Linked DNA regions of Homo sapiens: region 2 is linked to region 1. A link is a contact called in ENCODE Hi-C or POLR2A ChIA-PET data. All regions are on one chromosome and are shown on one strand. Each heading gives the region's core, a stretch centred on a gene start or an enhancer-like site at or near the end of the contact. The rest is flanking DNA. Distances are from core to core; before and after follow the strand shown.

Region 1 (6,727 bases), core at 1,704-4,203:
GGCATTTAATGTGTCTGTGTATGTGTGAAGGCATGCATTGAAATACAGAGCCAGTTTGTTCACCTTCAATTAAGTTCTCCCTCAAATATACACGGAAGGAAATGTACATATTATATTTTATAAATAATAAGGCTTGGGGGTCAGCTTTCTCATATCTTCACATGGTTGGCCAGATCTTAGTGTGTCTCTCTCTCTCTCTCTCACACACACACACACACCCAGTGAATGGGTAAGGCTTGGTGATTAAGGTCGTGCTGTTTGTTCATCTCTGCCCTGGCTAATGTGATTGAATTGGAACAATACCTTTGAACTCCTTGGCTCTGATCTGCATACTAATTGATCCCAAGTCCTTGACAATGACCTTAGCCGCCATCCACCCATTCCTGCAAAGGCTGCTCGGCCCTACTCAAAAGTTGCTATCAAAATCCAGAAACGACACAGAAAGTCCCTTTATAAAGAGCGTCTTTGAGCAGTGTGTTACTCCCTAGCTCCCCCTGCGAGATGCTTTCAGAAATAAAAAGTATTTGTCCAGGACTGGAAAACAGTTTTGTCGCGGAATGCTCAAATGTCTGTGGAGTAACCGCAAGAGCAAAGGGGGAGAAATTCGGTTGTCAAAACTTACCCTCGTGGTGATAGGTAACATCTTCTCCTAAAATAAAAATCCGTGATGATAGATTCTGTGCAAGATGTTTCCCAAAATTGTCTTTGAGATATCAGAAGCCTGCACATACATCTCACTCTTCTAAAAATCAGTGGACAGGATCAGATCCTGCCTTTATTTAAAATCTGAATTTTTTGTTCATTGTGAATTTTGGTGCATTCATTTTATTTTTTTAAACATTGCATCCAATTATCATTTTTCTTAATTACTGCCTTTTTGGCACTCCATTAAATTTTGCACCCAAGGTGCATGCCTCAATTCTCTCACCCAGATCCCAGCGCCCCCAGCATCTCTGCTGTAGTTTTATAGTCTTAGGAAAGTTCTGAGGAAAGAAATTCGAACAGTGGAAAAAGTATATTTTTCCCAAATTTACACATATTTACCTATAAATTTAAGTGGGCACAAAAACAAGTGAAAGTATAATAATTCATGGGGATTCGCGTATCTCTTTAAGGTAAAAAGGTGCTGACATACGCACACACACAACCACACATCCAAAGAAATTAAAGACAAAGAACCACATTGTTGGTGACTTTTAAAATTGTACTGTGCAGTAATGAATTAACCAGTAGCTAGAAGGTTTCCATTAATAAACCAAAGTTATATTCTTTGTGTGACCTTGAAAACAACAACAAAAAAAGTCTCTTCTGGGGAGAAAATGTATCAAAGGAGTTTATTAAAAGCAATGGTAGTATCAGTCCTAAAGCAAACACTGGAACAAAATAAAAACACAAAAACCTTTTCTCGGATATGAAATCATCGATTATATTGGACTACAGCGTTTTCTTGAAATCTGCCTGAGGGATAAATTGGAGGGGGCCACCCCATTTGGCTGTGAACAGAATAGATGGTGTTACTGGAATAACTACTCAATTAAAATCAGCGACCCCTTGCTCACCTACGCTGGCTTTACCTGGGCCCACCTTGCCGACAGCAAAAGAACACAGGTGCAAAACAAAAAGACCACCGATTTTCTCTGATACCACACCACCACCTGACATCCAACACTCGTCTTCCCGTGATTTAGAGATCAAACACTGGTCCTTGTCAGCCCAGGGCAGCCATGAGTCACAAAACCACGTCCACGGGCGCACACGGCTTCCACGCTTTTTCATTTCAGTAAGAAGACACTTTTCTAAGAACACGGTGTTCTAAAAAAGAAAGAAAAAAACTGTCTGTAATTTGTCATGAATTTCAATTACCAAAAACTTTTGATTTTTTTTCCTCTTTGAAAAAAAAAAAAGATTGGCATACCTCCAGGTTTTAAGAATGTAGTTAATGCAGAGAATGACAGAAAGATAAAGATGTGTGTGTATGTGTGTGCGTGTTTGTGTGTGTAGGAAAAGCTCCGAACATACGCTGTTCATATAGGCCTAGCTGGGTTTTAAGCCCTGAATAAAGGTTCGTGGTGACATGGGTGAGAAAGAGCATTTTGTATTTATGTGGAACGGATTGTTCTGACAGGTTCCACAGCATTTCCCAGAGCCGACATGTCACAAATGTGACTTGTGGCATCCCAGGGCTGCACACACACACCAGGAAGCCGGTTTACACTCACCAACTCACGGCACATAAAGGGTTTTGGAGAGGAAATAAAGACTCATTTTGCAATTGGAAACTACAAGGTTTTTTTTTTTTTTTTCTCCTTTCAGATACACAGAATACTTACCAAACGGGAGCAGAACTTTTTTTTTTTTTTTTTTTTTGAAATGTGCAACTGTGTGAAACTTGTCTGGTTTCAGATTTACACAGAAATTTGGAACCATCTTGTTTTCATCCAAACAAATTCAAACTGAAGAACCTCTTAACTAAGCTGGGAGCATATTTGCACCAAGAAAACTGATGTTCCTAATTCATTAACCTACAAGCATTTGGTACCAGTGGAGCTTACTAAATGTGCACAGCCCAGTGACTTGCTTTTTTGTTCTGTTTTCTTGAGGGCTGACTCTTTACTTGCACTGTCCTAGGTAGGAAGTGGAAGATAAAAAAACAAAATCAGCATGCTATCAGCCTGTTATCTGTTCTTTGGTCTTAAGGAATGATTTCAGGTTTCTGAGGTGCTTGGTATACATAGGTGAAGCTGAATACATGTTTACCGTATAAGCAAATACGTAAAATTAGAACACTTTAAGTTGTAACATGAGACAGTATATAATTAAAATGCCAAACTGAGCGGTCCAGATCATTCCAGCAGGAGTTCAGAGGTCAGAGGAAGCCGCATAGTGAGAATAATCACTCCTTCTGGCACAGCACCAAACAATTTAAAATCAGTTTTGCATCACTGACTACCTCCATCCTCTGTACGGTCCTGCATGCTGGCAATGAGCAAAAAAGATACCATCCCTGTCCTCGTGAGGTTTCCAGTCCAGCCATTGGTGGGGCGGGAGATAATATACAGCATGCCACATGGGGATACACATTATGGGAAAAAATAAATCATTAAAGGAAATGTGGAGTCCTGTGGAGTCCCAGGGTGGCGTGATGTGTTAGTATGACGCACATGGAGGTTAAGAAAGCACTCGTACGGTAGGGGAGGTTTCTGTAAGGATAAAAAGCAGCAAGGGAAGAAGCCACCTGTCTCTCTAGGGGAAAAGAGATCCAAGTAGAGGGAAAAGCAAGTTCAAAGCCTGGGGCAGAGCCTGCTCGGTGTGTTCAGGAAGAGCAGGGGGGACATGTGTTTGGAGCAGAATGATCAAATCAGAGGGAGGCAGAGGTGGGGGAGATCACTCAGGAGCTCGAAGGTCATGGCAAGGACTTCGGCTTTTACACCCAGTGAGATGCAAACCAGCGGACGGCTTTGAGCACGAGAGTGACGTGATCTGAGGCTAAAGATGAAGCTCCCTCCTCAAGGCATTTGGGAAGGGTAAATGCCAAAACGCAGGCTCAACCACCAGTTTAAGAACTACATGTAAATGTGACCTGCATAGGTCGAATGGGAAGCTGTTTCAGAGACTCGAGGCTTTTTTTTTTTCTGTTTACAAAAAGAAGATAAAAAACTATGCAACAAAGATTAAAAAAAAAAAAAAAGACTGGCGTGTTCTCCAGTTTTTCATTACACTCACATGCAATACGTTCATGTATTTTCCGATCTATGATGATGATTTTTAAAAACTACATTAATGCAGTGGAGAGAAGAAAAAAGCAAGAGATCCTTAATGTGCCCACTGTGGACATCCCTTTATCTTCCTCCCAGTACTCCTGGAAATGGCAGCGTTGCTTCGAGGGCCTTGCAACAGGGCACATGTGGAATGAGAGGCTGGCAGTCTCCAGATCTCCAGAGCCCTTACTGCTCCCTGGAACCCAGTCCATCATCAACCTAAAACCAAGTTGGCCAACAGTCCCTGGCTCTGACTCATACCCTTCCATTGAACTGGACAGAACCTCGGTTTACTCATCTGTAAAATGGTAGTGTTAATGTACATTCTGCCTATCTCCAGATCAATGGGGCACCCAGAGGAAATAATTAATATGAAATTGCTTTGGCAGATAGAAATGTAACAGAATATTTATGTAATTATGTATAATTATATTATTAGTTTTTTTAAAACAGGCAGAAATAAGAAAACTACACATGAAAACTAAACAGCCTACATAATCTATGCTGATTATATGTGTACACACACATACATACATACACATATATATACTCACATATACACAAATAATTACAATGCAAATTTTAAAACATATATATACAAAAAAGTTTTAAAAAACTACTTATAGTTTCACCACCCAGAGAAACCAAAATTAACTTTTCATTATATTTTCTTCCAGTTTTTATCTGTTCAGAATATAAATGTAAATATTTGCATAACTATTTTTATATATTTATGTTATTACTAATATATATGTACCTACAATATGTCATGACTAGGCTATGGTATATAACATTAGCCACAGCTCTACGTCATACTATAACCATAGCCTGTAACATAGCATGCCACAGTTATGTCCTATTATAGGTACAGTGTATAATATAATGATAAATTATTTTATGTAGTTATAGAAATACATCTACATATATACAAAATGTAGATTTACATCATTCAATATATTATTGTAAAATTAATACCAATTTTTTTGTTTAAACAGGTAAATCACATATATTGTTTAAAAGAAAAGTCGGCAGTACAAAAGTGAAGTGCACCCTATCACTACCATTTTCCCTTCAAAAAGCAATAGCATTTCCCATTAATAAGTGGTAATACATTGAGCACACTGTTCTGTACATTTTTTTTTTTTGAGACGGAGTCGCTCTCTGTTGCCCAGGCTGGAGTGCAGTGGCATGATCTCGGCTCACTGCAACCTCTGCCTCCTGGGCTCAAGCGATTCTCCTGCCTCAGCCTCCCGAGTTTACAGACATGTGCCACCACACCCTGCTAATGTTTATATTTTTAGTAGAAACGGGGTTTCGCCATGTTGTCCAGGCTGGTCTCCAACTCCTGACCTCAGGTGATCCACCCGCCTCTTCCTCCCAAAGTACTGGGATTATAGGCGTGAGCCACCGTGCCTGGCCTGTACTTTTCTTTTTTTAATTAAAGATGCATCTTAGAGATCATTTCATGACAGCAGATATATACATCTGCTTCTTTCTTTTAGTGGCTGCATGGCATTGCATTGTAAGAATATTTGACATTTTATTTAATCTACAAATGTAAGTTAAATCATTTCCAATTAATCACTATCCTAACAAAGCCACAAAAATCACATTTTTGTGAATTTCTGTAAGTACCTCAAAAAGCTAAAGTGCTAAAGTGGAACTGCCAGGTTAAAGAGTATGAATCATGTCAAGTTTGACACAAACCCCCAATTCGTTTTGCAAAGCCGATGCACTAACTGACCACTCACACATACCACATCTACAAAGTCCATTTTTCCATTCCCCCATTGCCATTTGCATTTTCCTTATTACAAACAAATTGAGAATCTATTTTAAATAGTAATTTGTTTCCTTTTTGCCAATTGTCTACTAAAGTTCTTTCAGTATTTTTCCATTGGATTGTTTTGCAATATTAACAATTTGTAGAAGCTCTTTACATATGAAAGAAACTAGTCTGACATATATCACATAGGTTGCAAGACAGGAGTTACAAATTTATAGAAAGAAAAATCCATCAATCTACTTTTTGAGCTTCTGGATTTTGCATCACGCTTAAAAAGTCTTTCCTGTTAATAATTCCAATATTGCTGCTGGAGAAATCACCCTGAAGAGCCAGGAGAGCTGCAACAGGGAAGAGGACAATTTTTTTTTTTTTTTTTTTTAGACAGAGTCTCACTCTATCACCCAAGCTGGAGTGCAGTGGTGCAATCTCGGCTCATTGCAACCTCCACCTCCCGGGTTCAAGTGATTCTTGTGCCTCAGCCTCCCAAGTAGCTGGGACTACAGGTGCAGACCACCACACTCGGCTAATTTTTATATTTTTAGTAGAGACAGGGTTTCACCATGTTGGCCAGGCTGGTCTCAAACTCCTGACCTCAGGTGATCTGCCTGCCTCAGCCTCCCAAAGTGCTGGGATTACTGGTGTGAGCCACTGTGCCCAGCCAAAGGACAGCACAATTTGTAAAGAAACAAGGCACCTTCAGAGAAGGGAGAGAGGACCAGCGAGGCTGGCTAACAGGTTGAAGGATGACATGGGAGGAGGCTAGAATGGGAGACATATCAGGGAGAGCAATCTGTAGGTTTCTCTCCTACAAATAGTTTTATTTGGGAAAGGAAGGGACTTCACCTGATGCATACTCTGAAGACATCACTGCAGTATGAGTAAGAGATTAGTGAGTGGCAAGAGAGGAAGCAAAGAGATCTGGAGCTCAGGTGACTGACGGTGGCCTCTGGGCAGGCAGTGAGAAGTGGATGGACTCGTGCACCTGTAATGGGGACCAAAGGTGGAGAACCTGCCACAAATGCAGGTGGATGGAGATCCCATTTAAGGTGGCAGGAAAAGTTGGAGGTAATGGGCAGCACAGACCACCTGCTCACTTTTGGACAGGATGATCTCTAGGGGCTGTGAGAAATGCTCACAGGGGAGGCTGGAAGGCAGTTGTCTCTATGAAGGTGTTGCTCAGAAG
Region 2 (6,727 bases), core at 3,020-5,519, 770 kb before region 1:
TTGGCAAATTAGGGTCAAGACTTGGTTTAGAAAAAAATTGTTCAGAATCTGTGTTTGTAAGTGGGTGGACTCTTTTGATCAGGTTGCTTCCTTTTGATTATAAAATAAGAACTTTGGGCTAGATCTCTTTGGAATATGATCACTCAGTCATGATGTCTGGATACGCACGTTTATTTCTAGGGGACCTCATAGTATATGCATCTAGGCCAACTGGAATTGGGCTAAACAGAAGTCTAGATTTGGGGGAAAGTTGGTAACCCAGATTCATTTCGTTTTCTCAAGAGGGGCAGGTTGTGCAAATCAAGCTCCTCTGGGGATGGCCCAGAGGCTATGTCTTCAAAGATGGGGGCTGGCAACAGTCCATACAGTGTCCCTGCTTGACTGGAGCTGATGCTTATGTCAGTCTGCAATGTCGGCACCTGCTCTGTCCGGGACCAATGGACATAGGGGGGCCTCTATCCATGTCTGACAAGTGGAGTAATGACCCTTTGCGCTTGAAGATAGCATCAAGTCCATGCTTTGCTTCTTGGTGTTAGGGCCCACTGTGGGTATCACTTGCTTGGAACAAAAAGTTTTTCTGCTTTTGATCATAGAATCAGATGTTTTGCTATAGATATGGGATGAGCCCAGAATAGTCACGCTTATTCTCAGCTCACTAAAGTCCTTTCAATTAGCTATCCTCTCTTTACCTAATGTCCAGAACCGCAGTCCCCTATATATATTTAGACAGATTTGTATCAACATTGCATTGTTACACTTCACTTCTTCCTTTTTTTAATTATGTAAAAAAACCCACATTAAGCCGAATCTAATTACTGCAATGTATATTAGAAGCAGGGCACCATCAAAATTTTATTTAAATTAATCAGGTTTTGATTTAAGATATTAAATTCAAATTAATCATGTAAAAATGGAAATGATCCTTGACGTGCTTCCAGCTGTGACTTCAGTCTGTTTTCTCGTGAGTCACTTTCGGGATGTCTTGGGGGGAACATTACAAAAATTCACGCCGGTGCTATTTCAATTAGAGTTATTTAGCAGGACAGATGTAAAGAATATGGTATAATTAAGAAGGAGTTGACGACATGGCTACAGATTTTCAGGATTAAAAGGAAAAAAAAAATACATGAACTAGAGTGAAAATTGACTACTGGCCATGATGCCCAAGTTCAAGTGCAGGGAGGTTAAGCATTCATTAAAGACAGAAAGAAGATTTGCAGAACCACAGGACTTTTTCTCTGGGGCAATCTGCAGATCCCACTTTGGTTTCAACTTTGAAGTTTCATTAACAAGCCGGTACTAACTGGTATTGCAATTCTTATCATTCCTAAAATTATCTTTCGCTGTGGCAATCATGGCCTTTGACTAATTTGATTCCGGGGCCATCAGAAAGCTATGAGAGTTAAAATAGTACTTTAAGACCCATTTTAAATCCAATTGCATATACCGGCATATAGAATACTACATATAGATATCCAAATATTATTTATGCTCATGAACATATATATTAGGTGTGACTATGTCAATAAATTCTTAAGATGATGCTACTTTTTCATATTTATATATGACAGACTACAAATTGTTTGAACATAGCCCGACTCATTTTTAATAGCACTTAGGTGGAGTGAGTAATGGTCCTCTATTCATGGAGAACTAAGATTGGACTTAGAATGGTTATGTAATTTGCCCAAAGCCTCTTATCTAACTGGACACTAGAGACCAGAACCTGACCATTCTCCTGATCTTCGCACAGCAATTTGTTACTGTGATCCGTATACTCCGTAGCAGTCTCACCTGTAGGTGAATCTGGTTTTCAAGTCTTTAGAAAGCCCCAAGAGTCAGAATACAACTTCAACAATCTGTATGGGGCACACCTGGTCAGAACAAAAATCCTGGCAAGTGTGATCACTGTGCTGGGGCCCCTCATCTGTTTCCAGTGTTTTGGCTGAACCCCAGAGAGGGACTGGGGCAGGGGCTTTCCTACCAGAGGATGTGACTCAGTCTGGGTTTCAGAGTCTCAAATAATCAATATTTCCATGCAAAGAGCAATGCATGTGTCCTTTCTTGCATCCCCTCTGACAAACACTATGCTCTGTCATCTGGGCTCTCTGTCCTGCTCCGACCCCCCTGAGCCCCACAGACCAAGGCTGTACCCCTGCACCCCAAGGCAGCCCACTGAGGTCTGGGGGCAAGTAGAACCTTTTCTCCACTCATGTCTTCAGGTCCCTGGTACAGAGCCTTGACTCCTCCCATCCTACCTTTGACTTGACCCTTACCTCAGGCTGGATTCTAGTGTCTTCAGTTGTCCAGCTGCCACTAGAATGTGAGTTCCCTAAGGAAAGGAACCCAGCCTTGTTTCTCATAAATAAACCCAATTTAATAAAATGCAGAGACTGTAGTTTGTTGGTCTTTGGATGCTCCATAGGCAGCAGGGGACTCAACACCCAGTAGGTACACAGTACATTGTTTAATGAGCAAAAGTGGAAGGAAGAGAAAGAATAAAATAATAAATTAGTGAATGAATGTTTCTATGACTGAGTTTATCGTGGATGTTCACTGTATATTGAAGGTGAAGGTGCCAGAGACTCTCCTCTCTCCCTTATGCCAACACACCTTAAGTGAAGATCCAATCAGGGAAATGGTCCCACACCATGGACATCAACCTGACATGTGTCTGGATTGATTTGAGAGTTGTAGAAAGGAGATGATTCATTGACGGCTTCTGCTTCCCACTCATGTGATATCAATGTATGTAATTCTTCTTTCAAAATCACGTTTCACTCTTTTTAGAAAATGAATGAGGTGGGAGGTTAAAATAATAACCCTCTTTTTTTCTTGGTGGAAAATAGTCTTTGTCAATGAAATGCTGTTGCTGATGGTTCACAAATCCATTCAACCCAAATTAAAGGCGTGTTTCAAATACTAGGAGAAAAATGGTATTTTTCTCTGGCATCCTTTTGCTTGAATTTTTCAATCTCATTTTACACTTGTACGCTAGTACCATGCAACAAGGTGAAGGGGAAGGATTTGAATTTAGATCTCACTGCTCACAGGCTGTGGGCCTTGGATGAAATGCTTGACATCTCTGAGCCCCAGTTTCCTTAGTTGTGAGTGGTCAATTGTTTTGGGGTTCAGATTTCAACCTATCCTCATGCTGTTTCTCGCCTCCTCCTAGAAGCCAGAGTTTTCAGGATTATCACTTGTGGTAGCTGTTCCTGACTTTGGAGGCTGGGACAGTTGCTCTGTCCCTATGCCACTCCATTTGAATAAGATCCTAATAGCTGGCTGCTGCTTACAGCTTCATTCTAAGTCCCCCAGCTCTAGTAAAGCCTTGTGGAAGGCAGTTTGTTCTTTGTAGGTTTTCGTTAGAATCTCACCTTAGTAACTAACTTGAAATTTCTGTGATTTGTGTCCAACAATTTCTATTTTCTGATCCACATTTGGCTAATGACCTCTCTCTAGAAGAAAGATTGCAAAGATCAAATGGGAAAATATTAAGCTTCTCTGGCCCTTTATTCTATCATCTTGCGTACTCTTGGCTAATCTTTAAATACACCCAGCAGGTTTCTGCCGCAGGGTCTTTGCACTTTCTCTTTTCCTCTGTCTGGGAAGCTCTTTCCTGGTTAGCAACACACTTTGTCACTTCGCTCAGGACACCTCAAAGCTCCCTTGTCAGTGATCATTCTCCCCTGCCCCCAGCATTTTCTATCCCATCATCTGCCTTTATTTTTCTTCAGAGCACTTATCACCTCCTGAAATGCCGGGTCTCATTTACGTCTCTATATAATGCCTTTCCCCAGCCCACCATTAGAGCAAAGACTTCCTCTCTTGTTCACTATTGCATCCACAGTGTCTGGCAGGTGATAGGTGCTCCATAAATATCTGTTGAATAAATATTTCTGTTTGAAATATAATAGAACTGTCACCCAGAAAATGCCAGCTATCCTGTGCTCTATGAATCACCTTCTCTTTGGAGAGAACCATGGGCTCAGTGGAAGAGTAGGGACCATCAGCCGCCACATGACTTAAGCTTTATGCTCTGAGGGTAGAATGCCCTGGAGTATGCATGTGAGAAGAGACAGCCACAGAGACAGGGAGAAAGGCCTAGAGAGAGACCGACAGGGACCAAACCGCAAGGTCGTAGACAGAGACATGTAGAAGGAAGCAGGTTAGAGAGAGGCCCAATGCAGGAGAGAAACAGAGAGATCAGAGCAGAAACCAAAAAAAAAAAAAAAAAAAAAAAGGAAGAAACAGAGAGGAGAAAGACTAGCCACATCAGAGTGGAAACAGGGAGGCTGAGCATGCAGGTACCAGGCCCCAGTCCTTCCACCCACTGTCCGCACTTCATCCTTCCAGAGTCTGCCTCTCACCTGCGCACAGAGAGATACTTCTTGCATCAGCCCCTGGCCCTTTGGAAGCCAAGCTTCATCCTATTTACTCAGCTCTTATGGTCAGAGCTGAGCTCTTTTGTGAGTGGCAACATCCCTGAGGGCTCTCCAGAGGCCTGGAAATCCTCTGTAGCACCAGGGCAGGGACAGCTAATTAATACTGAGAAGGTCTTGGTGGCTCCTGCTAATTGCCCTGACCTAGGCAGGTCTTCATGGGCTGTTACCTCCTCCCCAGCCCCAAGCTCCCAGGGGCCATGTCCTACTCCAAGCACAGGACAGCAAATTTGGAAGAGGTGAAAATTTTACTACATCTTTGTGCTTGACTCTGAAATTCATTACAAAGAACATCTGCAAATATGGACAACCTTAGAGTGTCCCAATGGCCAATACATGAATAACCTTTAAGTATATAATCTCACAGAAACCTTGCAAGGAAGCTGGTGCTGTTTTCCTCTTTGTAACTGGGCAACCTGAGGCTCTAATGAGTTCCAGTTTGGCCGAGGATGCCACAGACTTTAGTTTCATAAACGAGAATTAGGGTTGAGGTTGATCGATCTCTCTGACCCCTATAATTGCCACTATCCAAGGGTGTCTACAGGATACACCTTCAAAGTGGGACTACAGATTTGGTTTGCAGGCCCACGATCTGTTTTCAGAAACCTTTGAAACCACATGTAATTTAGAAATCAGAATTTGGTACATTTAAAATAATATGTCTCATAATTACATATCGTAGAGCATCTTGCAGAGGAGTCTAGGACAGCACTTAGGGATAGAACACAACATTTTTGCAGTGAAATAAATGACTGTTTACATTACATGAGAAAAATAAAGACTATAAATAGCCTTATATTAGTTCTATCAGTTCAGGTCAGGTTTTACCACCAGATTAATGATAAAAACTACTTTTGGTTTTGCAAAACTTCTTTGGAATCATGACTATAAGATTATAGGCTGGAACAGAATAAGTCTCAAGAGAAGGTCTTTCTTCTTTTCCATAGGTGGACCACACATATGGCAACCAAGAACCACACACAGTTTCACTTTATCAATTAGGTGTTGTTCACAAGTAGGGCATGCATGGAAAGCAGAGAACATTCTTCAACCAAGTTGTTGAGGGCAGACTGCTGTCAGCCTGGCCAGGTTTAATTTGGGGTGATGCCCTCATGGGTGTGTCACCCAACCTCAATGTGCATAGCAGTCATCCTAAACTCTTCTTAGGGAGGCCCCTTGGCCGGAATAAAAGATCAGCCCAGGGACCGATGCACAGTAAGTGTTCCCTAATGTTGCCTAAGATTGCTATTACCCAGAAGAGGCTTCATGGCACTCACATTAAACCTACATTAAGTAAGCAGACGCATAGACCGTGGGCATTCAACAATTGGTAACTTATTTCTCCAAGCCTTTCTCTAATCAGGGTCTTTGCAATGCAGTGCATTTAATGTGAAGCAGTGTTCAGATGTGCATTTCCCACCCTCCAGCCAGTGCACAGCTCTCCACTATTAAAGCTCATGCACCACCCTCTTTAGAAACACAGAGGGTAGAGTCAGGTAGAAATCACAGGAGACAGGGCTTTTTCTAGGACTTTAGTTAGGTACGTCTTCTCCAAAATTCTGGAAGAATCTTTCACACCACTCAAGACAGCTCATGAGAAAAAAAAGCATCTCTTTATATTTAGACCGGCGATCTCACCGCAGGTGCCCCACTTGTGTGGGAGACAGGCTATTTTTTTTTCTAGGCCCCAAGAAAACTTCTCCCTCCTCCCATCTGATAGGGTTGCTGCTACTTCCTTTACAGTGCAAAGATCAGAGGGGCAGCTCCCATCCCCCACCAGTGTGGCGAAGGAAGAGGGCAAAAAACAGGCCAGGTTTTCACAAAGGAAGACCAGAAGCTGCAATGATGTAACGAAGTACAGTGCATGCCAGTTCATGGGCAGGCAGGAAGGAAGGCAATCGCAGGCTTTGAGGCAGGGCACCTGCCTTCTACTTGTCTGATTTTAGCAGCTGGAAGACAAAAAATAACTTGGGCTTCCTGCAGCGTGAGCTCCTCAGTAATCCCCTCTGAGATGGGGTGGGTATGGAGTCTCCTCATATGGAATCACAGCTCAGAAAGGATTTGCTGCCTCAGTTTTCTCATCTGTAAAGTGCGTGGCTGATGACCACTTCACAGGACTGTGAGGAGGTAATAATCTTAAGTATAAGAAAGAATCTAACATATAGCTAGGGAGCAAATGAACTAAGGATTCCTAAGCTCGTGATTTTGCAATCATTTCATTTGATCCTTTCCAATCTATGGCACTGATTACTTTTATCTCTATTTATCAATAGAGAGATGAAGAC

What was found. A loop is a pair of places that touch in the nucleus more often than their neighbours do. ChIA-PET counts read pairs that join two places held with the same protein, here RNA polymerase II (POLR2A). Pooled maps may share reads with other maps.
Region 2: a loop to region 1 is called in a pooled map, with 5 times the contacts of the local background. The contact joins two enhancer-like sites. A Hi-C loop is called at or near these places in 4 of 50 pooled maps. POLR2A ChIA-PET finds 5 or more read pairs at or near these places in 3 of 52 experiments (CD8-positive, alpha-beta T cell, H1 and activated T-cell).

Annotation. Positions count from the first base shown.
Region 1 is chr14:97,404,602-97,411,328 of GRCh38, reverse strand. No RefSeq gene overlaps it. Among named protein-coding and RNA genes, the nearest start is that of LINC02325, 51 kb to the left of the region's middle. Within about 2 kb of position 2,953, at least 2 of the 41 ENCODE cell types and tissues checked have a DNase peak (open chromatin) inside an H3K27ac peak, as active enhancers do.
Region 2 is chr14:98,173,038-98,179,764 of GRCh38, reverse strand. No RefSeq gene overlaps it. Among named protein-coding and RNA genes, the nearest start is that of LINC02295, 40 kb to the right of the region's middle. Within about 2 kb of position 4,269, at least 2 of the 41 ENCODE cell types and tissues checked have a DNase peak (open chromatin) inside an H3K27ac peak, as active enhancers do.